Regions from separate parts of the Mus musculus genome. Here all the other regions are linked to region 3. Evidence: chromatin loops called from intact Hi-C (ENCODE). Cell type or tissue: heart. All regions are shown on one strand.

What was found. Peaks named below come from ENCODE experiments on the same cell type or tissue, not always from the same donor. Only the 100,000 strongest peaks of a DNase experiment are listed, where the experiment ranks them.
Region 1: a loop joins it to region 3, with 6 times the contacts of the local background. A loop is called at or near these places in 3 of 42 quality-filtered maps.
Region 2: it touches region 3 in a loop (8-fold over the local background); 9 of 42 quality-filtered maps call a loop at or near these places.

The regions. Positions count from the first base shown.
Region 1 is chr9:106,346,126-106,354,125 of GRCm38, forward strand. Poc1a (POC1 centriolar protein A) reads left to right here. Exons shown (of 11, transcript NM_027354.2): 11 at 3,557-3,766. The coding sequence ends at 3,655. Among named protein-coding and RNA genes, the nearest start is that of Dusp7, 19 kb to the right of the region's middle. RefSeq lists an enhancer at 7,979-8,000. In heart, CTCF peaks have their summits at 3,129 (motif pointing right) and 5,159 (motif pointing right); DNase peaks (open chromatin) are centred at 3,126, 5,306 and 7,826; H3K27ac peaks cover 4,376 bases.
Region 2 is chr9:106,303,593-106,311,592 of GRCm38, forward strand. Poc1a (POC1 centriolar protein A) reads left to right here. Exons shown (of 11, transcript NM_027354.2): 8 at 1,673-1,741; 9 at 4,349-4,441. Among named protein-coding and RNA genes, the nearest start is that of Poc1a, 27 kb to the left of the region's middle. In heart, a CTCF peak has its summit at 3,328; DNase peaks (open chromatin) are centred at 3,299, 4,759, 5,179 and 6,449; H3K27ac peaks cover 2,073 bases.
Region 3 is chr9:106,473,478-106,481,477 of GRCm38, forward strand. It overlaps Parp3 (poly (ADP-ribose) polymerase family, member 3), which reads right to left and starts at 3,472. Exons shown (of 11, transcript NM_145619.3): 1 at 3,016-3,472; 2 at 2,322-2,505; 3 at 1,546-1,671; 4 at 1,203-1,391; 5 at 920-1,043; 6 at 581-807; 7 at 204-356; 8 at 1-42. The coding sequence starts at 2,498. It overlaps Rrp9 (RRP9, small subunit (SSU) processome component, homolog (yeast)), which reads left to right and starts at 3,832. Exons shown (of 15, transcript NM_145620.4): 1 at 3,832-3,957; 2 at 4,194-4,276; 3 at 7,219-7,328; 4 at 7,679-7,746; 5 at 7,836-7,877. The coding sequence starts at 3,871. In heart, CTCF peaks have their summits at 1,209 (motif pointing left) and 3,534 (motif pointing left); DNase peaks (open chromatin) are centred at 1,174, 2,984, 3,184, 3,752 and 4 weaker places; H3K4me3 peaks cover 3,017 bases; H3K27ac peaks cover 3,575 bases.

The DNA of each region.
Region 1 (8,000 bases), 130 kb before region 3:
TTTCCTTCACCCGTGGATTCTAAGGATCACACTCAGAATGGCAGTCTTGTGGCTTACCTGAGGAGCCATCTCACCAACCCAACATTTTTTTTTCCTTTTATGGCTTCTGTGAAAATTCCAAACCTAGGTGTTTAGGCAAATTAAAGACCATTTGCCTGAGGTTTGGGGAGAGGAAGCTGGCAATGGAGAAAGTGTGTCTCGGTGTTACCAGCTGTGTGACAAGGCCAGCCGGCCAGCTGGCGGAGTCAGGAGCTCTGGAGGCCTCCACCTTCTCTTTGGGCTGTGCATGCTTAGAACTTGGGGCTGGAAGTTGTGATAGATGTTCTGCCCCCGGGCACCTGCAACTTGGTCTGACACACTTCCATCTGAGGGACTGGAAGGCCAGGTCTTATCCACCTTTGTACTAAAGAACGTCAAGGCAGGTAGGCTATGGAGTGTGGTGTACCAATATTGCAGGTGTACTTTAAAAAAAAAAAGATTGATTTATGTATGTGAGTACATGGTAGCTGTCTTCAGACACTCCAGGGAAGGGCATCGGATCCCATTACAGATGGCTGTGAGCCACCACATAGGTTGCTAGGAATTGAACTCATGCCCTCTGAAAGAGCAGTCAGTGCTTTTAACCTCTGAGTCATCTCTCCAGCCCCCATGGGTTTACTTTTATTAAGGTCCCATTCACATCCTGAGGGACAGGGATGGCCTTGTGTCCCAGCTCAGACAGATCAGACCCTCAGTGACAGGAGACTCCCATGGGGTTGAAATGAGGTGAGCAGCTAGCCGTCTGTGTGACCAGGCTCCCCTGAAAGGCACTGCGCAGTCAGTCAGCGTCCTCTGGACACTGATGCAATACATGCTTACCAAGCCCTGAGTCCCTGACACTGGTGTAGACATGTGCTCCTACAGGTAAAAGTCCCACTATGAAAAGGCCATATGAAGTGGCTAGGGTTAGTCCTTATCAAGGAAGTCCCAGATGTCCACCATGATCCCCCAGATGTTTTGTCCTTCCTCCTCTGGGTCCTGGCAAAGTGGCAGCAGCCTCTCCCAACCATTCCAGTGCTGTGACCTGTGTAGACCCCGGCCAGGGGCTTGCTTAGTTATATCACCAGGCTAAGTGTGTGTGTGAGATCCTGGTGGGCCTGTCCACTGCTGGGAAAATCCTCTCCTTTGGGGAAGAAAACAGCATCACGCACTGGGGATGAGTTGGTAGTCATATATCTAGTGTGCACAAAGCCCTAAATTTGATGCCCAGCACCTAACTGGGTATTAATCAGGCATGATGGTAGCTCATGATGGTAGCACTAGGAAGAAGAGGCAGGAAAAGTTCAAGGCCATACTCAACTTCATAGAGTTCAAGGCCAGTCTAGGCTACAGTAGACCTTGTCCCAAAACAAAGGAAAAAGAAGAAGAAAAAAATCTAGAATTTTTCTGGAAAGATACACAATTCGAATTAAAGTGGGTTACAGTCTCACACAGATACCGCAGTGGAAGTGAAGACGTGGTTCCCAGGGCCCAGTTCTGTCATGGGAACCCTTGTTCTTAGTGAAAATGAATGCACGTGTTTTATTGGAATGGGATCCATTGAGGGGGAAACTATCAAACAAAGAACGCCAGAGAGCATCTAATGCACCGGTACCTAGAAAGCCCCTCCTGCCCAAGCCCAGCAACGTATCTGGAACTGTATAGTTAGTTATTCCTGGTGGTGACTGCCACCCGACTCGGGCAGAGCAGACAGAGAAAGTGTGGCCCAGATGCAAAGATGTCTCGACTCATCAAGCTGACCTGGCAGGGAGGGAAGCCTGAGAATGGTAGTGGGGAGGGGAGTGCAAGTATGAGGGGCACACTATGAAGCATCCCTTGCCAGACATGGTGTTCTTGTCTCTCATCCCAGCACTGCAAGGGTTGAGGCAGGAGGATTGCCACAAGTTTGAGGTCTGACGTACATACAGTGAGGCTTCAAAGCAAGGAGTCCCCTTCAGAACTGTACGCAAACGTGTCCCCAGTGGGCCTGCCACCCTCCATTATTCCATTTAATCTAATATGGACACATGTAAGGACCACATCCCTGCTGGGCTAAAGTATGGGCCTCCCTCCTATGGAACCAAGGAGAGGCCCCAGTACTGCCATTGGCCCAGCAAATCTTGTTTTTTAGATCCACAGTCTCTGCGTTTGGAAATTGGGTTCCTATTAAAAGTTTAAAGGGGGAAGAAAAAAGAAAAAGAAGGCAGAAAAGGAAATGCCATCAGTCCTGCTCCCCCACTGTGGCCTTGAGTCCCGACTGTCTGTCGGAAAGGGTCTGGAAGGAGACTGATTCTGGCAGTTTGAGAGTTTGACAGCAGCCAATGGAAACTCGCAGGAATGCTGCTTGGGCCAGCCAGGGGCTGTTTCCACTGCCGCTTTTACGAGATGCAGACCCGTTCCTCCGTTTCTCCGTCCTTGGCTGGCCAACTTGAAGATGTGAGGAGTTCTTTGAGCTTAGCTCTGCCTCGGGGGTCCAGTTCCTGTTCTACAGGCAGTGATTTTTCAGGTTCTGTCCTATGATCTAGAGTACAGAGTCCTCCCATCCCTGGCCAGCTCATGCAGAAGAGGCCAGCCATCAGATGGAGCACCCTCTATGACAGCTGACATCCACACAGGATGCTGTGAGAATTTATAGCTGCTGCATTGAAGGGGAAACTCTTTCTCCAAATGTCTGTTTTCTTAAGTATATGAAAAACTCCTTTCTGCTGGATGAATCTCAAGCCCTCGTGGAGCCTCAGGGAATGAGATGATCTCTGTTGAGAAACGTTCCCTGGCCTTTCACTCCAGTGACAGTGGGAGCCAAGCTTGCTGCGCTCCGTGCAGGGACCGTGTCTTCACGAGTGCAGTAGGCACTCAGCAACCCTCAGTGATGGAAATTAGATGACCGGTCAGCTCAGCCTGGTAGGGTAGGTGAGACGCAGAGGGACAGCTCTCTGCCAAGTGTACAGCTGCCCAAAGCCAGGGGAGGTAGACAGATTTCCACAGCTTTTGTGGGAGCCCTGTCTGCAAGACTGATATTGGTCCATGAAGTACACATAGCCTTAGGTACCCTGGGTGTGTGGAAGTGGTTCCATGAGGCATTGTCACTTGCCAGTGATCACCCTAGTCCTCACCCCCAGGTGGCACTGTCTCACTCTCTCCTCATAGGACCCACACAAGTAGAGCCCCCACCCTCTGGGCTTGGGCTGGTGAGGTGAGGACTGACTTCCCAGCTTTTTCCTGCCAGCCTCCGAAGAAGTGCCCTTAGCATGGAGGGAGGCCTCTGTCCTGGGCAGGAGTACCAGACTAGGGCTCAGGATTCCTTAGACCATGGCTGTCTTGGGGAAACGACTGGAGGCTATGAGATCTGTCCTCTGTCTTCTCTCTTGCTGCCCACAAACTCCAGAGACGGGCGCAGAGGGCATGAAAGGCCAAGCATAGCCCACTGGCGGGAAGCGAGGCACCTGGTATTTGGGTACCAGGCTGAAGTGGCTTATACTGACTCCTAGGGCAGCGAGGCAGGCTTTCCATCCTGAGCCTGATACCTTTTCTTTTGCAGACAGTGTCCATTCTGGAACAGCGACTGACACTAACAGAAGACAGGCTGAAGCAGTGCCTGGAGAACCAGCAGCTAATCATGCAGAGAACGCCACCGTGATGAGGGGAGCAAGGATCAGGAGCTCAGTGATTGGGGGGACAGCAGGCCAGGGATTTGTATGGGGACTTGAGTAAATAAATAAAGGGATCCCACCTGAGAGAGCCACATCTTACCCAGTCTGGGATTGGGTGCCCTCCTCCCCACCCCTGCAAGTGCTGTCTGTACCTGGAGCCTCTCCATCTGACAATGGGACGCTCCCAGTGGGCAGAGCCACACAAAAAGGAGACTGGAGACCCAGAAGGCAGGGCCACATGCAGTTTAACAAACTCAGAATCCTAAGATGGTGGTCTTTCCTCTCTCTCTCTCTCTCTCTCTCTTTCTCTCTCTCTCTCTCTCTCTCCTCTCTCCTCTCTCTCCCTCCCTCTCCTCTCTCTTCTCTCTCTTTCTTTCTCTCTCTCCTCTCTCTCTCTTCTCTCTCTCCCTCCCTCCCTCTCCTCTCTCTCTTCTCACTCCTCTCTCTCTCTCCCCTTGCTAGGTCTTCATTTACCTCACCTTCAGCCTCCCGACTGGTTTCTAAGTTGACTTCTCTTTCCTTAGACGAGCCAAGAATTTCTTTCCATTTGACCCCTCCCCCTGCCCAAAGCCCCCCAGGGGACCCACCCGGGTTAGGTTTGTTCAGGACAAGCTGGATGGGATAGGTAGAGCCTTTGCAATGCCCTTAATTCCTGTCACCACATATATTCACCAAGACCCATGGCTTCCTCCTTTCTATAGCATGAGAGTAAAGGAATCTGAAAATGCAGACTGCTTTGCCTGATCTTGTGCAGGAATGGCTTGTTCTGGGTAAGACCCACTCAGCCCTCCCATCCCAAGGTCCCTAAAGGGAGAGTCACAGCAGTGGCAGGAAGTGGAGTGCTCAGAGACCAAGGATACCCTTGTTTGCAAGGATAGCCAAAGGCCCTGTGTACTACCCACAGCCTCTTAACTGGCTTCCATAGGGATGTGGAAACCCCGGGCATTCTGTTTCCATTCATTCATGAGGGCTTCCAGGGGCCTCTTCCTCCACATCTGGACTGGGAAAGCCACAGTGAGCGCGTTCCATGTCTGAGTTGCTTGTGCCTTCAGCCTTGAGCATCTTGGGGCTTAACCAATCAGGGAGGTCCTTACCCGCCTAGCTTACTGCCTGGCACCAAGGTGGGTCTCAGTGCTGGAACTTCTCAGAAGCTGTCAGTACCAGTAGGTAATAAAGCCAGCCCTTGCAGCTTCCAGGAGAAGCAGAGCCTGAATGTCTTAAGACTTCAGGCTGGCAAGAGGGCCAATCTGTGTTGATTTCTGATAAACCGTAGTGTGGGAGGTTGCCTCCTCCAGCTTCCATTAGGTTTGGAAAGCTGAATTCCAGGGTCAGACCTTGGTCCTACCCACCCCAAGCTGTACCCCTTAATACTGTGGTCTAACCAATCTGAGGCTCTGATTGATAGAGTTTTGAAGTAATGACCCTGTTCCTCCAGGTGCTGTCCCGCCCAGTGCAGACTACTAGCTCAAGGGAACCTGTTGCTCCATCCAGTCCCACTAGATGGCAGAGCCTATTGTCAGGGACAGCAGGTGGGGAAGACCCGGGGGCTCCCAGGATGCCCTGAGAAGCTGCGGTGTAAGGAGCCCAGTGGCCTCTGGCAGGGAAGCTGCCTCGGGAGACAAGCACCCCATCCCATGAGCCTTAGCTGGCAGCCAGCCCAAAGGGCACTGCTTGTGTGGCCAACCTTGTCATCCCCTCCCATGCTGCCTCCGCCACCCAGCATGGGCTCTTTTGGTGGAGGCAGGCAGAGTGTAGCTAGGCCCACATGGGAGCATACGCCTTTAATTCCAGCACCCAGTAGGCAGAGGCAGGCGGATCTCTGAGTTTGGGCCTGGTCTCACAGTGAGACCCGGTCTCAAAACACAAGTGGGAGTGGGAACAGAGCATCCCCCCATCCTTCTCTGCCTCCTGGCTGGGGGTTGGTAGTAACCGGCTGCTGCAAGCCCGGGCTGCCCCTACTGTGACAACTGTGAACCAAATAAACCTTCCCTTCCTGAAGCTCTTCTGTCGACGCTGTGAGAAGGTAAGAGGGCTACCCTCAGGAGGAGCCTCTGCAGCTCACACACCTCCCTCAGCAGAGCTGCCAGGGAGGGACCTCAGGGGTCCCAGCCTCCTCACATCGTTCTTGGAATGTGCGGAGATCGTAACTTCCACGCCCAGGGCAGATTTACAAAGGGCTAAAGCTCATTTAGGACCAAGATCTCCCAAAAGGATTTTTTTCCCCCTACCAATCATGAGACCCAACTCAGAACCTGCCTGTTTGGGGTGGGGTTCTAGAGTTCTCTTGCGCTGACCAGCTACTCTGCCATCTCCTACCCTTGTGAAGAAACCCTAGGCTGCCTGAAAGGGCCAACACAGGGCCCTGGGTGGACTTCCGGGACCCTGCAAGGTTGGAGGTCATATAACGGGGCCTTGCTTGCAGTATTTATCTCCCCAAATGATCCTATCAACTCTACTGATAGCCGCGCTGACCCTCCCCCCTCCCTTCTGCTGCCAGGCACAAAAGCATCCCCTCTGGAAGTTTAGCCAGAGGCTTTGTACTGGCTGGTTTTGTGTATCAACTTGACACAGCTGGAGTTATCACAGAGAAAGGAGCCTCCCTTGAGGAAATGCCTCCATGAGATCCAGCTGTAAGGCATTTTCTCAATTAGTGATCAAGAGTGGGAAGGCCCATGGTGGGTGGGACCATCTCTGGCCTGGTAGTCTTGGGTTCTATAAGAAAGCAAGCAAGCTGAGCAAGCCAGGGGAAGCAAGCCAGGAAGTAATATCCCTCCATGGCCTCTGCATCAGCTTCCTGACCTGCTTGAGTTCCAGTCCCGACTTCCTTTGGTGATGAACAGCAGTATGGAAGTGTAAGCTGAATAAACCCTTTCCTCCCCAGCTTGCTTTTGGTCATGTTTGCACAGGAATAGAAACCCTGACTAATGCTCCAAATCTTGGATTGAATGACTGAGCTCCCAGAAAGGCAAACCATAGCTCGCACCCCCAGTGTGCTCTGTCCTTATCCCTCTGTCCCCCTAAGTTGCCACGGCCAGCTTCTCCAGGTTCCAGGGCTTGGACCCGCACTTCTTGTCAGAGAAGCAATGGTGGCAGGCCAGGTGGGCTTTGATAAGCGCCGTGCCAGGAAGGAGTTGCCAAGCCTGATCGCAGTCCGTGGTTTCCTAGTTTGCTTCCACTCCTGACCCAGAGCAACTTGGGGGAAGAAAAGGCTGACTTGACTGACACGGCCGGATCTCAGTCCATCCCTACGGGAAGTCAGGGCAGGAACCCAAGCAGGAGCCTGGAAGCAGAAACTGAAGAGGAGGCAGGCCATGGAGAAACACTGCCCCCACTCTCCATGGCTCAACCAGCGTTTCTATAGAAACCAAGACCACTAGCTGAGGGGTGGCACCAGAGTGGGGCTGGGCCTTCCCACATCAATCATTAGTCAAGAAAATGCACCCCAGACTTGCCTACAGGTAGGTAGGCCAATATGATAGAACCATCGTCTCAGTTGAGGCTCCCCCATTCCCAAATGACCCTAAGTTGACCCAGACTAGCCAGCACACATGGCAAGCCCATCTGTCCTCATCTTTGAGTACTGCCCCCAGGGGCACCTAACAGGTGGGTTCCAAGGTCCCCAAAGGCCTGTGGCCATTTCATAGTCTCCACAGGAACTCTCTCTCTCTCTCTCTCTCTCTCTGTTTCCTGCCTTCTGTCCTGAAATCTTTGGATTTCTTCCTGGTAGTGGGCATCTGGGGCAGGGGCAGCGCAGCAGCTCAGTTGAGATGTTGTTCCTCATCCATGTCACAGGCCCTGGCTCTGTGGTCTTGAAAAGTCCTCTCCTATTTCTTGGCCTCCATAAAACACGCCGAACTGAGTGTGGACAACATATGCCTGTCTTTCCCTGACAGCCAGGTCTCTTTCCTGGCACTTGGCTCTTCGTGTCAGTGGGGACAGGGGACTTGGTTCCAGGGTCTTTCTGGCTCAAATTCTAGGTGGCCTTCATTTTCCTAGTCCAAGAGCTCCTGCCACCGGGAGCCATCTCCAGGGGTAAGAAGGAAGTTGGGAGTGTGAAGAGGTAAAAATTCCAAAGCTGCCACCTCCTCTGTCACAGGGAGGCCAGCACAGGCTTCGGGGTGGATGTTTGTGATTACCCAGAATCCCGGAAACCCAGCCCGCTGAGCAAGCAAGTACACGGTGAGTCACCCTCACCCTCATCCCAGCTCCCTGTCATTAACCTCATCTTCCTAACGATTTGCTCAAGACAGGCACTTGAAGGCTCCAGCCCAAACTGTTGTGTGACCATGTGAGGGGGACCCAAAGCACAGGGGCAGTTTCTCACAAAGCAGC
Region 2 (8,000 bases), 170 kb before region 3:
GTGGGCAGTGTTCCCTATCAGTAAAAGTGGGTCTGTGTTATCTTAGTTGACCGTAGCTTAGAATTCCTGGGGCTGCCAGGGATAGGGTACACCGGAGCCTGTGGCTCCACTTGTGTGGAGAGGGGGGTGACAGGTAGGTGTTGGCTTTGTATTGTATCCACTTGGGCTTTGTTTCCCCCAGCTTGCAGTAGCAAAGGCACACACCGTCCTCTGGGGATGAGATGGGTTAGTGCAGGTGCAGAGCTCTGAGCCATCGCTAGCTGATGTGGGACTCTTTCTGTCTCTCACTCCATTCTGAACACCTCTGAGAGAAAGAACTAGAAATGGAAGTGTGAGCAGGCATGTACCCTCTTGTCTCTGCTCAACCTGCCTGTCTCCTGGGCGAGGAGAAGCTGCTCATGGCTGTGAGGTCTCTTCCCAACCTAAGCTATGCTGACTGCAGGGAGTCTCCCTAGCTTCCCCTAGTCTCTAGCCCAGACTATGCTGCTAAAGGTCTCTGCTGTGGGCAGGTCTTTTCTCTGTGTAGCCTTGACCGTCCTGGAACTCACTCTGTAGACCAGGCTAGCCTCAAACTCAGAAATCCACCTCCTGCCCCTGCCTCCCAAGTGCTGGGATTAAAAGAGTGCGCCACCACTGCCCGGCGTGGGCAATTCTTGTTACACTCTGGTGGTCTAGAGGAGCTGAGATGACCTTTGTGACAGATGTAGGAGACGACCTTTGACCTGGTTTTGCCTGCAGCATGCCAGGCACTTGCCATGGGAAATGTGACGCTGGAGGTTGACGTGTAAAGGTTGCGTCTGCGGCTGTGACCAGCTCCTTGCTTGGCTTATCTTTCTGGAATGGATTCCAGGCATATGGGGAGGAATGGTCTTTCTCTATTAGAACGTGATGCTCCTCCCTTCAACCCAACCTGGGCGTGCTTGTCGGAGAGTGCTGCTGAGTATGTACTTGCCACTCCCCTTTAGATGGTCGCTCTGACCGTCAGTCCCTAGGAAGCCAGAGCAGCACATCACCCAATGTTAGGCCCAAACTTAAGGAAAATGCATGTGCATTGCAGAGACATTGGTGTCATTTGGTCCACTACCCAGGCACCTTCAGGGTTTCCCTCTTCAGCCCCCTTCTTGTTGTTCATACCCCTGACTTTGCCTTGTTCATTCGAGCCACTGGCTCCTCCTTGGGGCTCCCATTTCTCTGGGCTGCAGCAGGGCAGTGTTAGGCTTACACCAGAGAGGTGAGTGCTGATCTCAGCTGTGAATCTCACAGGGGAAGCTATGGAAACGATGCCAGCCAGGCCAGACTGCCAGGGTGGGTGTCCCGCTCTCCCCTCTGCCTGCCCTTGACCCCATAGCCTAGCCTCTAGTGAGATGTTTGGAGGCTGAGGCCCAAGCTGTGCTTCTTGTCCCTGAACACATGCAGGCTTCTGGGACAGAGGCTGAGGAGGATCGTGTGCTGAACGAGTGCCCAGGCCTTTGTCCCACTGCCACTGCCACTCAGGAACTGTGCAGTTAGACTCAGAGTGACCTTTTGGGAGGGTTTTAGGGTATATATTGAGTTAGGGTCTCATGTACCCCAGGCTGGCCTGGAATTGCTGATCTCCCCACCTCCACCTCCCGGCACTGGGATCACTGGTGTGCCACTATGTCCTGCTGACCTTTGCTCTTTGTTCTGCTAGGGGCCTGCTACCACCGTTGCCTTTTCAAGAACGGGGGAGTATTTCGCTTCTGGAGGCTCCGATGAGCAGGTAAGAAAGAATGGCCTAAGGAATCCGAACCCCATAGGAGGCTGGAGGCTTTCAGCAACTGATGGAGTGTGGGTGGGGCCCCCAGGGCCCAGGTGTTGGCTGCTTCCCAGCAAGGCTCCCTCGGGGGTGACCTCATGGAAGTGTGTCAGACTGGAATGGGTTGGAAGGACTTTGAACTAATTATCATAGTGAAAAAGTTAGATTTTCAGGTTTTTTTTTTTTCCTGATTGCATAAACAGTGAAGAACTACTGGTTACTTACTGCAGATCTGGTAATATCGTCAGTGTGGCAAGGATTTCATAGCTCATTTAGTTCTCCTGAGTCCTGTGGGGCGAGTCTTCCTATTTTATTCTTATAGATGAGAAAACAGTCCTAGCTGGTGGCAGGGCAGCATGGGCCCTAAGCCCATCTGACTGCTGGGCCTCCTATCCCAGGAGCCTCTGCTCCATTCTCTGCTGCCTTTTCCTTCCCAGCTCACTGCCCATCTAAAGGGTCAGCGTTTTCTGTATCCTTAGCTGAAGAGAGGAAGTCCTGTCCACCTCATCACCAGTTGCACTGAGGCTTCATCCTGTCACTCCTGTGCCTCTTTGCCCAGACTGCTAAATACCACACGGGCTTATCTGCTGGGGGAGGGAAGTACGCTGACCTTGGTGCCTAGCTCAGAGCCTGGCCCAGGAAAGGTGTGGAGCACTGAGGGATGCACCCGTCAACAGTCTCCCAGAGCATACACAGGCCCCTTTGTCCGAGCACAGTGGAGGAAAGAGTAGTGGCCACCAACACGCTTGATCTGGTGGGCTGCCGAGGATGTTCATCCTCTGGGTGCTCAGCCTAGACAAGTCCTGTTGGCCTTCCGTAAGTCCCAGCTACAGTAAAATGTATTGATTTTCCAGTAAAGCAGAGGTTAACTAAAGGCTCTTTGTCCACAGCCTACATAAGAGCCAGCTTGTATCTTCCCACTCCATCACTAGGTCTTAGCTATCAGCCAAAGAGGAGGAAGGCCATGGAAAGCCTCGAGCCTCCAGTGAGTTTACAAGCAGAGCTGTATGGCGGACGCTCGAGTTGACTGGGTAGTAGATGTGCATGCTAAAAGCCAGGGTAAAACAGAGTCACCGACACAAGAAGCTGGCTGTGGTTTTCCTCAGACAGCGAGGCTGCCAATTCCTCACCTTTTTACAGTTTGTTCTTGTTTTTCTGGGGTGACATTGGTGTTATGTCTACCTTCGTGCTGGCCACTCTGTTGTTGGTAATGTTAGGTCTCCACAGTTATGTAAGGATCTTGTCCATGTGGCATGTGTATGCCAACATTCAGTTTGTAAAATGGCAGATGAGGTACCCATCTGTATGCCCATCTCTCTGGGAGGTATGAACAGTGGTGGGTAACTGTGAGGAGCCTCTGGAGGAGTCATGTGCATTGCTGTGTCCCAGTGGGGTGGCATCTACATGTCACATCTTCTAGAGTGATAGAGTGGTGGCTCTTGTGTGACACCACTGTTGCCTGATTCCTCCTCTGATGGCCGAGCCACCCTCCCTAAAGAGAAGCCAGCAGCGCCCGGCTGCCATGGCTTCTAGCCACCACTAGGGAGTGCTCTTGCTTCCTGGCAGGGTGACTCTCCCAGCCTTTGTGATATGCTTTTAGGCATTATCCTCTTTTGGAAGACAGTGTGGTTAGTTATTTATTTGAGACTTTTTTTGACATTTATTTTTGTATCTTTAGCTTTCTTTTAGAAATGAGAATAGGTGTTCCTTGCCTCTATGTGTGCCTGTGTATCATATTTATGCAGTGCCTGTGAAGGCCAGAAGAGGCCGTCGGATCCCCTGGTACTAGAGTTACAGAGGTTATAGTAGCTATGTTGGAATCAAACTTATCTGTCTGTCTGTCTGTCTGTCTGTCTGTGTAGCTACGTTGACGTGGGATCTCACTCTTTAGTGCTGGGTGGTCTGTGGAGACCAACTTGGCCTTGAACACAGAGATTTGCCTGCTTTCGCCTCCAGTGCAGATGCTACCATACCTGGCTAAGAGTGGTTTTTTTCTTATTGTTAAACTTATTGGGCTTAAAATAATAAGTGTGTTACTGTCCATTCCATGATGCCAGTGACTGTGTCCCATTGTGTCCTGTGAGCCTCCTAGCAGCTCTGGGAGGTGGGAGCTGGGATCTTTTCACAGAAGAGGGCACAAGACAAATGCTGAATCCCTCTCCTAAGGCCTCACAGTAAGGGGCTGGAGTCAGGCCATTTGTCCAATAGTGTGGTCTGGAGTTTATCTTCATGACTTCATGACTTCACAGAGTGTCATGGGCAAGCCACTACCCTCAAGCCTTCCTTTCCAGGTCGACATGATAAACAAGGAAAGGAAACAAAGGGATTTAATAGTGATTCTGACATTGAGACGTCTATGGCACTTGGGTAGAGGGACAAACAGGTGCTAAGATCTAATCGTGCTACATGGTGATACCCCATCCTGGTGCCAAATGTCCCCAGAGACTCCTCATCAGGGATATGGGGCAGGGCCCAGAGTTGAATTGGCATTATCAGGTGGGAGCCACTACTGCTGAGAACTTTGGGGTTAATTCAATTACCTCTCTCACCTCTGCCTGTTGCTCTTGGCAGGTGATGGTCTGGAAGAGTAACTTTGACATTGTTGATTATGGAGACATGAAGGCACGGAGGCCCCCACCCCTAACCAGCTCTTCTGGAACTCTGGTAAGTGGTTTGGCAGTTAGGTCTTGAGCCATGTGACTCTGAGATAGTCACAGTGATCAGCACAAGGCTTGGAGATGAGGGGGCCTGGAGGCTTCTCTGTCACGAGAAAGGAACCCTGGTATGGTCTACCAAATAACACTTTGAGCCTTGGTGCCAACCCAGAATGAACAAAGGAGACATAAAGGCAGCAGAACAATTTTAGGGTACAGGATGCTGGCCCTTTTGGTGGGGGTACTGTCATGGCATGCGCTGCTGCTGGAGTAGGCCAAGGCACACAAGGACCTGTCCCATGCCAGGCCTTCCTTCGATCACAGGACCCACGTACATGGTTCCTAGAGGGCTCAGCTGGGACGGGCGGATGGGAAAGACCCTGGTTTGGTTAGTCTCACTTCTTTTTTCTTTTTCCCCTTAAACCATGGAGAGGAAGTTCATTAGCCACAACCATTTTTAGTACCTTTGTTGGTAAAAGGACATTCAGTATTCCTGAGTAAAAAGAATCTTTAATTTTGTAAAATAAATAACTGGGTGAAAAATGATAGCTGATAAAGGCTCATTAGATAAACCTATCACTTATTTCAACTTTGGTTGAAACCCCAAGGCTTTAAGCTTCTGTGGCCATGGACTATGTACCCTCTCTTCCCCCTGGGCCAGAGAAGCACTGTGGCCTCCTGGGCAGGAGGAAGCTGGCCTGAGCAACAGGAAGCGGCTCGCCCAAACCCCCAGCAAGTCAAGGCTGGAACTCAGAATAGAACCAGGAAGCCTCCTGGTCTGTCCTGGGCTTGCAGTGGCTGAATCTCTCCTACCACATGCCCAGTCTGCACTAGAACTGCCTCTGGAGTAGCCCACATTGTGCCTACAGTCTTCTCCCCAAGGATCTCTCCCTTGACTAGCCACCATGGCTGGAGGCTTTGTTTCTGTTCCGTGTTTGAGCTATGGGCTGTTTGGGGCTCTCTGGGTCGCCCCAGTGTTCTCCTTGCTGCCGATCCCTTTTCTGCCTAGAAAGCACTTTGAATGGTGAGGCTGGGGTCCTGTGTGGATCCTGCCCTCTATCCTGCAGCTCCCTGACTGTTGGGCACTTACAGGGAGACCAGCACTGCTGGGCCTTTCCATGCGCTCACTGCCTGCAGAGCGAGTGGGCGGTTCTTGCCCTAGTTCTCAGGTGAGACTCTGAGCTGGAACCATGCTGTCCTCTGAGCAAGGCTAAGTAATCATGCAGGTGGCTGCTGGTGGCAGGGGCTGCTTGACAGCTGTTCTCATCCTAGGAAGCTACTGCTGTCTGCCTCAGGGGGATGGTTAGCATCAGGAGGAAGAAAAATTGACATTACTACTATTTTATTATTATTAAAAAGAGTTTCATGCAAGCATTGAGCGTATTTCTCCTGCCCCCTGCCCTCTCCACTCTCTTCCTCCCACTCTTGGTCACTATCTTTGCCCCTACAGTTTAACTTGTACTTTCATGTTATATGTATATACACAGTTTATGAATTTATAGTAAATATAAGAACCGCAAAGGAGAGAAAACATTTGGGATTGGCCTTTCTGAGACTGCCTTGATTTATTTAATCCAGACAACTCTGATTGCACCAATTTGCCTGCAAACAACATAGCTTTGTTCTTTTTGTAATTTAGCTGTTGTGAGTAAGGCTGCAGGTGTCTCTGGGCTATGCGGACTTGGAGTGGCAGAGCTGGGCCACACAGTAGATCTGCTTTTAGTCGTTTAAGAAGCCTCCACTCTGAGTTCCACAGTGGCTGCTCGCTTACATTTCCACCAGGGAAGTACAAGTGGACATTTTGTCTCCATCCTTGCCAACATTTGTTGTTTGTTTCTTATTGTCAATTCTGACAGGACTGGGGTGGAATCTCATTGTAGTTTTGATGACTAGTGAGATTGCCTGTATTTTTTTTTTGTTATAGTTATTAGGAAACTAACTTGGACAAACTGCCTGTTGTCCCTCAGCCCCACTCAGAACGGGGAACACACCCGCCTTGTTTCCCAGAGCTTCAGGGCCTGAGAGTCTAGGGTGTAGTCACGTGGGTAGAGGAAGCCAGCATGACAGAATGGAGAACTGGAAGTGAAGGGCTCAACAGGACTCAAGGTAGCCAGTTGTCCCCAATCTGCTTTGAGGCCCATATCAGGACTATTGCTATAGTCTCACCAATAGGCAGCCCTACATGGGACTCAACAGGGGACAGGATATGAGTTCTGGTGTCATGGAGCTGCCTCTGAACCCTGCTGGGTAGTCCTGGGCAAGCACCCCATCTTCCCAAGCCGCCATTTCTTCAGGGGTTCAGAGTACTCACAGGTGTGTCTTGAAGGCACCTAAAGTGACACAGTAATCTTAGCGTTATTCTTGGTTGAGATAGGAACTTCTTGTTCTTTGTCTTAAATCCCTTCTAGAGCCTTGAGAGAACAGGTGTGCCTTCTAGACAGCCCCCCTCCCCCCAACACACACACCTAATGCTGCCTGAGGGGTTGGTTTCTCGGGGGGGGGAAAAAGAAGGCAGCCCAGGGTATTGTTCTGCTCGGTTTTATTGTAGGGGTATATATGGAGATCTCTCATTCATTCTTATATATATATGTATATATATATATGTATGTATGTATGTGTATATATATACACACACACATAATATACATATATACATATGTGTGTATATATATATAAATTGACCGTTTTAACCATGTGTCAGTGTCAGTCTTAGTAAGCCGTCGGCATCCACCGCCACAAGTTTTTCATTCTCCTATGCTGGAAACAGTAAGTTTTTTCAAAACTGTGATGGCTAGGTTCTCTCCTGAGGTAGGAAGGGAGCTGGGCAGTGAGTTCCCTTCTTCCCTGGCACTTAGGTCCCCACATGGCCAGAGAGCTTGGCTCCTCAGGGGAGTTCAGGCACTCTGCTCTGTCCTGTGAACCAGGTCTGACAAGCTTCCACGCCTCATCTCTGCCCACATCCCATCCTTCCAGTAACTCTAGGTTGCAATCTGCATTTGGGGCAGATATTCTTTGAGTGCAGTCCCATGCACCATGATGTCTTTAGCATCCCTGGCCTTACCTGATATATGCCAATAGCATCCTGCTTCCCAGTTGTGACGACCAGAAATGTCTTCAGCTGTTGTCAGTGTCACCATTGAGAATCACTACAAAACCTCCTCTTTTCAGAGGAGCCCAGAGAGAAAGAGGTTGGGAGGCGTGGGGTGAGGCTGTGGGAACTGAGGTAGGCTGCTCTAGGAGCCTGCGCAAGGGTTCTGTTCACTTGGGTCAGGTTTGGATTCCCACCAGAAGATGTGGACCAGAGCTCTCAGCTCTTAGACCATTTTGTAGGAATGCTGTTTGGCCTATCAGATTTCAGACTCTCCTAGAGATATTGGTAAACAATAAGAAAAGACTCTTCACCTTTAGCAGCTGGATTTCCTTCAGATTGGCTGTGTATTGCCCTTCCTGCCCAGAGGCTATCTGACTCAGAGGCAATGCCTAATGAGGGGCCTGTGGGTGGCAGGATGGCTTACTCTCAAGTCATGGAGAAGTAACTGTGCTGCCGCTCTGATACCCTTTGCCCCTTA
Region 3 (8,000 bases):
CCTGTAGCTGTTGCCAGTCTGTTTCAGGTAGGTCTGTATTGCCTGTGGAGAAGAAAGGCCAGTGGCCAAAGGTGGGAGACTTGTGGACTAGTGTCCTTGTGGTCTTCCTGCTCCAGAGCGCTCCTTGGGTCAGGGCACATGGGAGGGAATGCTGCAAGCCAGGGGCTCCCAGGGTACCTCCAGGGCAGGTGTTCAGAGTTCACCTTGTACTCGGACTCCCCGGAGTCCAGCAGTTGAAGCTGGCACCTGAGGAGCTGGTAGTCTCGATCCAGTGGGTGTGGCACCTCTTCCACTTTCTCCTCCTCCTCCCCAGGGGCTGCCTGCAAGGTCTGCGCCAACTCGATGTCCGCTAGCACCTAAGATAACGGGCACTGGACCTTGTCTGCCCTGTGGGCTTCCACTTCTGCCCCAGCCCCTCCCATGTGACAGACACCCCACTGCCTATTCCATCTCCTCCCCATCTCTCTGTCCAGCTCTCTCCTCTCTTGGCTCTCAGCCTGTCCCTCTGGACCACGTGGCCATGTGCCCCTCTCCTCTTTGCCCAGGCTGCCTGGTATTCTCTGGGCTGGCCAGCCCTCACCAGCAGCATGTCCTTCTTGGCCTGAAGCACATCAGGGGAGTTGATGGGCGGGGGTCGGCTGCGGCCGAAGTTGTGTGGGATGACAGTGTAGAAGCAGGAGGAGAGCTCTTCCAGGCTCTGGCCATCCCCTGTGGGGTTTTTCATGGCCTCCTCTAGAGCTTCCAAGGCCTCGAAGCCACGGGCAATCTGCTGCTTGGTCAGCTTTCCCAAGGGCATCTTCTTCACATCTGGGGGATGAAGGGACGAGCTGAGCCCTGTAGCCCCTGAGATCAGGGGTGGGGGTGGGGGTGGGGGTGGGGGTCAGGGGTAGCTGCCACCCTGCAGAGAGCTCCTCCTCACCCAGGTTCATGAGGGTCATTGCATTCTTGAACATCTCTTTGCTGAAGATGTTGGTGATAAGGTTCTGGGTGGCAGGGTCTAGGGAGCAGGGCTTGACCACGGTCCTCACAGGGCCGCTGTACACCTGGGGAGATAAGGCCTGCTCGGGCAGCAGCCATTAGGCAGAATGCCCACACAGGGAGCAGGGCCTCGGCTGAGACCAGAGAGGGAGGATGGGACTGGAGGATGGGCTGGCAGGCAGTCCCTCCCCTCTACCCCCTGCTGCCCCCTGCTGCCCCATCACCTTCACTACAGCCTCTTGGCTCTCTGCTTCTCCCTGGACTTCTATAAGTGTGTACTTGTTGGGCTGGGCCACAAAACGGTCCCGCTCCTCCCATTTGTTTTTAGTCTTCTCCCAAAATTTCTTCTTAAAGTCCTTCTTTGCATCTTCCAGGCAGGTGAAGTGGTTCATCTTGCTCTGGCCCACCTCTCCCTGCAAGGGACAACTTTCAGGGGTGTGTCCACCAGCAAGATTTGCTGGTCTCTGGGCTGGGCCCTCCAAACAGCTGCAGACGAAGCCAGCTCTTTGGATGCCCAAGGGGGGGAGGGGGGATGGGGGAGGGCAGCCCGGGCGATGGCTCGCTCACCACGCGGCCCCAGCGATTCCAGCAGAAGAAGCGACTACCCTCCTCCAGCAGTTGGATAATATAGAACTTGTTGTTGTTGTTGCCGATGTTGGTCTGGTTCAGGGTACAGTCATAGTCCTCGTGGACCTGTGTAGGGTGAGTCCGTGGGGCGTGGGCTGGGTGTGTACACCAGGGAACATCATGGGGGGGGCCTTGTCTTTGGCACTTGGGTGTCTCTGCCCTTGGGGGGCAGGGTCACAGTCTGACTGGATGTGATGAAGCCCTGCTGTGGGCTTGGGAATTTGGAGAGGATGCAGCTGCTTCCTGGGTGGGGGAATCTGAAAAAAGACCTGGCTCTGCCCTGAGGGCTCAGTTTGAGGGAACACGGAAGAGGGTCCCGGGGGAAATTGAGTCAGGCCCCTTCCTTGAGTGTGATGCACCCTAGTGTCTGATGGTCAGACATGGTACACCTTGACCCAATGGAATAACAGCCCACCTTGGCAGTCTTCAGAAGACAGGTACGCAATCCCTGGCTAGAACAGAGAACCCAAGGAGGAGAAAGAAGGCTGTGGTCTGCCAGGCGGTGGTGGCCCACGCCTTTAATCCCAGCACTTGGGAGACAGAGACAGGCGGATTTCTGAATTCGAGGCCAGAGGCCAGCCTGGTCTACAAAATGAGTTCCAGGACAGCCAGGGCCATACAGAGAAACCCTGTCTTGAAAAACAACAACACAACAAAACAAGCAAACAAAAACAAACAAACAAAAAGGCTGCGGTCTGAACATGGCTTCAGCTCACCTGTATCCCGGGGTTCCGGCTGAATGGACATGAGGGGTCCACACGGATGACCCGATTATCAGCAGGTGCTGCTCTGAGAGCCTCGGCAGTGGACCGGAAGCTGTCCTCCTCCTCTGTCCCTTGTCGCCGCTTCTTGGAGCCCTCAGTCTGCACAGAGGCCTTTCGTTTTGGAGCCATGGTTCTCCTGGGGCAAGAGGTAGGGAGCGTTCAGATTTGCCCTTTAGGAGGCTGGCCTCCTACTCCTTGGTTTACATATCCCCATCTCCAAACCTGCACTTTGTACCTCAGAGATGCAGAAGCTTAGAGCCCGTCAGTTCTGCCCACCCTGGAGTTAGGAAGCAGTTGGCTCGAGGTGTTCCCCGAGGCAGCAGAAAAAGTGAAAGCCGGCTCACCCCACCCACGCTGGGGCCCTTCCCCTTCTAGAACATTTCCTCCTCCTGTCAGTCATCTGGCTAGGTTGCTGGGCTGAATCATCTGAGCTACAGGGGAAGGACCCTATAAGTTGCCCTTCTGCAGCTGGATCTACCTCTCTAGAGCTTAGGACCAAGTGGTGTAGCCTTTTGCTAACAGTCCTGAGTTCTGGGGTGCCAGCCAAAGTTTCAGGCTTTCAAGTGCCAGAGAGAGCAAGAGCCACTTTAACCTCACCCTTCCCTGCCCTGCAGAGGACTCTAGGGCAGGGCCAAAGGACACTCACCCAAATGAAACAGGACCCTGGAAGAGGTGGCTGTTATCCAGCCCGGTATCAGGAATGCTGAATGTGCCTCCTAAGAAACAAGTTCCAAGTCTGGGATCCCATCTAGCGACCCTTCGTGAGCCTTCAGCTAGTTTTTGGTAGGGATTTCCCAGCAATCACGTGAGGAGGGGAAAGAGCTTGGGGGTGGTGTAGAATTCCAGCTTTTGGCCGCTAGTGGGGTGAGTCAGAGGCTGGGTAGGCTGAGGTTGGTGGCCAGTCCCAGAGATGAAATGACAGTAATGTAGACGTATCCAAAGCCGCTCGGACTGACTGGCCCCTCATGCAGCTTTGACTAGGCACATACAGCATATATCCATTATTTGCCCGGTGATTTTGGCTCTGGGTTCGGATGCTGTCTCCTCTCCAGAGCTGCCTGAATTCCATTCCTTAAGTTTTAGAGTCTGGTTGTATTAGCTTCAATCGCTGTTCCAGCGGAAAAATCACAGAACCCCGCACCTCTGGCTCCACCTTGTGGCCATAAGACGCAAGCACCGCATGCCCTCCTGGCCCCACCCCTCCCTGCTAGTCAGGCGTTAGCAGAGCGCAAGCGCCACAGGCCCAGGCCGGAAATCGCAAGAGAGACTTGCTTCCTACTCCAGGCTGGCGCCGGAGCCTATAGGAGCTCTTGAAGGCGTGTCCAGCTGCGTCGGTCCAATAGACGTTTGGGGGCGTGGCAGGATCTTCTCAAGGGCCCAATGGAGCTGCGGAAGGTGGGGCCCGCTGCGCCGTGGGAACCTATCAGGGCTCCGGGTCTTGCCATGCGGCTGGGGTTTAGCAGCCATGTGAGTTCTTCGGGGTAGCGGCACCTTGAACAGTATGTCGACCGCCGTGGCAACTCGTAAGCGGGCAAAGCCAGCTCCCGGGCCCGGGGCGGCTCCGGTGGCCGGCAAGCGGCGGCGAAAGGTGAGCATGGTGTACTCTTGGGCGCGACCGATCTAGCTCCTGGGAGAGCCATCGTTCCATCCCAGGGCCCCCATCGGGGCAAGTATCTTTGCCAAGGGCTCCGTCAGAAGGAAGCCTACATCTCTTTTCTTCTATCCACCAAATCCTGGGAAACCTTCTACTTGGCCAGGGCCAGGTGCTACTTGCCTCTCTCAGTCCTGGGCCTCGTGACCAAGAGAGGATCGTTTGATTTCCAGGTAGACTCTGCTGCGGACAGGGGCAAGTCCAAGGGTGGCGGCAAAATGAATGAAGAGATTTCCAGCGATTCTGAGAGCGAGAGGTGAGTTTTTACCGGGAGGAAGGATAAACGGAGGCTCGTGGTGACTAGAAGACTCAGTGCGACTGGCAACAGAGCTGGGTGTTTGGCTCGAGATCCTGGGTCTACCCTCCAGTTTCCGGCAGTGAGATATCGTCGTTTATCTCTGATGTGTCTATGGGGAAGACGCTGGGCTCCTGTGGGAGGGAGAGCTTGGGACCTTTTTTCGCTTTATGACATGGAGGCAGGCACAGGTCTGGATTGATTGAGAGGCAAGGAGAGAACGGTACAGAACACATCCTCCTGTTCTTAATTCCATCTTCACACAGTACCACAACGACTGGTGTCCTTGGGCACCTTTTTGAGATGAGGTCTCTGTTGTTTTGCCCAAGGTGGCCTTGATCTCCTGGGTTCGAATGATCCTAGGCTTCAGCTTTGTACTGTCACATATGTAGCCTTCCTAACATTAGGGTCTTGTTTCACTGTTGCGAACACGGGTGAGCAGGCAAGTGGAGAGAGGCCGTGTCAGTGTCTGCAGGTGTGTATCTTGGAGACATGTGTTGTGAGAACAGAAGAAGCCTTTTAAAAAGTTGAGCCTGGAGAGACGAGGAGTGTCCTGGAGCGGTAGGGAAGAGGTTCAGGGACCAGAGACAAATCTGGGGTATTAGTGTGCCAGGGTGGAAGGAAGAAAGGATAAACCGGCAGGTGATAGGTACAGGCCAGGGTAGCCGTGAACTTAAGAGATCTGCCTGCTTCTGCCTCCCGAGTGCCAGGATTACAGACCTGGCTATCAGTTCTGCTTCTAAAAGTGAATATGTGGTGCCTTAATTTGCTCAGCTTTTTTTTTTTTTTTTTGGCAAGGTTTTTCCACGTAGCCATGGCTGTCCTGGAACAACCTGTATAGATCAGGCTGGCCTTAACCTCAAAGACATTGCCTGCTTCTGCCTCCAGGACCTGTGCTAAACACTTTGGGTATTTATTTATTTATTTATTTATTTATTTATGTGTGTGTGTGTACATGCTGATGCCCATGGGAGACCGAGGACATTGGAGCCCCTGGAACTGTCACATCAGGGGGTTGCGAGCGAGCCACCTGAGGGGTGCTGGGACTGAACCCAGGGTCGCTGTAAGAACAGCAGGAGTTCTTAGCCGATGAGCCATTTTTTTCCAGCCCATTCTTTACCACCTCTTAAGTCTTTTAACTTGTGTCACGAAATAAATGTGATAACTACAGAAGCACCACTCAGTTTTCTTCTGCTGATCTAACTTGGGTGAAAGTAAAAATAAATGCGTACACACCTTAAATTCAGGGTTGAAACAGCTTTTCTTTCAAAAGGGATTTTTTTTTTAAACAAAAAGTGGTGCTGGGCGTGGTGGCGCACACCTTTAATTCCTCAGTACCTAGGAGGCAGAGGCAGACAGATCTGTGAGTTTGAGGCCAGCCTGGGCTACGTGGCGAAAATATGTCTTGGGAAACAAAACAAAACAAAACAAAAAAGCAGAATTGCTAAATGCCGTTTATAAGGTCTCAGCATCAAGTGTCTTTACCTGCTGAGCCGCCACACCTCTAACTCTAGTCTGCTTTTCTGTGTGTGGGCCCTGAAGTAAGAGACTGATTGGTTTGGATGCACTCAGAAAGGACATAACTCTGGGCCAAGGTCTGGCCTTGACTTTCCTGAGACATGGTTTTTTGTTCTGTTCTTTTAGGCAGGGACTTTGTAACTCTGGCTGCCCTGGAACTCGCTATGTAGACCAAGCTGGCCTCAAACTCAGAGAGACCTGCCTGCCTCTGCCCTCAAGTGCTGGGACATGCCCCAGGACACTGCTATTCCTGATGGGTTTTAAAGTCCCTTCTGGAGGAAGTCCTGGGCAGGGTGCTGGGCGACAGCAGGTAGCTGATGGGATGTCTGCAGGCTTGTGATTAGGGGTGCAGCTGTCTTGGTCTGCTGGCTGAGAGTTCGAAACACCTACCTAAGCTCCCAGAAACAGGTCTAAGCTGGACCTGTCTGTGAGTGAAGGGAGTGTCCTGAGCTGGCTCACGGACACTGGGGCCTAGAAGGGACAGCAAGAAATTCCATCACACGTGGTTTAGTCAGTACTACTTAGGATTCACTTGGAACCTAGTCCTCGGGGTACAAGGAGGGTGCAGGGCAGCAAGCCTAGGGTACCCCAATATGTCTGTGTCTTGGAGTGGTTGTCATCCTGGCATCTGCGTTCTCTGTTCTGCATGCTGGGTTCCCTGTTTGCAGCGCCCTGTGCCTTGTGCCTTTGTCCCTTAGCTTGGGAAGCTCAGTAGAAGGACAGGACCAGTTCTCTGTTACTATGTACCTGACCATGTCTTCTTAGCTGGGACTTGTAGAGATTGTCTTATTCTAGCTCAGGCTGACCTTGAACTTGTGGCAGTCTCCTTGTCTTCGCCTTCCAAATTCTAGGATTTTAGGTGTGCCACCGTGCCTGGCTTGACAGTGCGGTTTTCTAGAGCATGGTGACTGAGTTCAGGACCTCGCTCTGTCACTGAGCCATACCCAGGGCAATGTCTTCATTTGTCACCATAAATCCTGGTACCTCCTCTTCACCTCCTCTTCTTCCCCTTCCCTCCTCCCCTCTTCCCTGGACTGGCTGTTGAGCCAGGGCCTCAAGGATTCTTGTTTAGTCCGCCGCTAAGCTAAGTCTGCAGGCCTGCCACCTTTGACTTCTGATCTTTTGTGTACAACCTGGCTTCTCATAGAAGCTTGTGGAATCTTCTCTTTCCCTTGTTGAGATGTGATCATTTCCTGGTGTTGGGGGGAGCTGGCTGTTTTGATGACCTTGTGTTGGACACTGAGTGGGACCTTCCAGTCGTGAGGTCACATGCATGTGTCGCTGGCCCTGAGGGTTGGCATGGGCAAGGCTGGCCTCGAGGAAGCACAGTTCTAGTGGCCAGATGAGGGGGCCATCCCTTTAGACCCCATCCCTTCTCCCCACAGCTTGGCTCCAAGGAAAACAGAGGAAGAGGAGGAGGAAGAGCTGGAAGAGACCGCACAGGAAAAGAAGCTACGCTTGGCCAAACTCTACCTTGAACAACTCAGGCAGCAAGGTGAGCCAGGGGCTTGATGAAGGCCAGGGTCTCCCGCAGAGCCTGCCTGCTGCCCCTGTTGCAACCCCAGGCACCTGATGTGTCAGTCACGTAGGTCCCCATTGTCACTAGTGCTGCTGGTGTTGGGTACCTTGCAGAGGGTGGCTAAGGTCTCTAATGGGCCAGTACGCTCTGGGCCAGACTAGACCTTTACGAAGCCAAGCTCAAGTCTAAACAAAGGCAGGCATTGACCGTGGAGGCACCAGGAGCTTCCTATAAGATTAGCACTGTTGAGTTGGGATGGATGCTTGGGATGGAGGAGGGAAGGGCACTGCAGCCTGGGATCATGTGGACCGTTCTGTCCTGCACAGAGGAGGAGAAGGCTGAAGCCCGTGCATTCGAGGAGGATCAGGTGGCCGGGCGCTTGAAGGAGGATGTGGTGAGTCTGGAGGGCGAGGGCTAGTGTGGGTGTGGCGGAAGGCTGGGCCTTCCCCCAGGTCTTCACTCCTCTCCTTCCTCTCTTTGCAGCTGGAGCAGAGAGGCAGGTTGCAGAAGTCGGTGGCCAAGGAGGTGAGTGTGCAGGGCACCGTGGTGCGTGGGCAGAGGCGGTGTGTGCACGCGGGTCGGTGGGCAGTTGGCTTAGTGCTGCTCGGGTTGTTGGAGTCTTGGTGGAAAACTGTGGACACTTGGGCA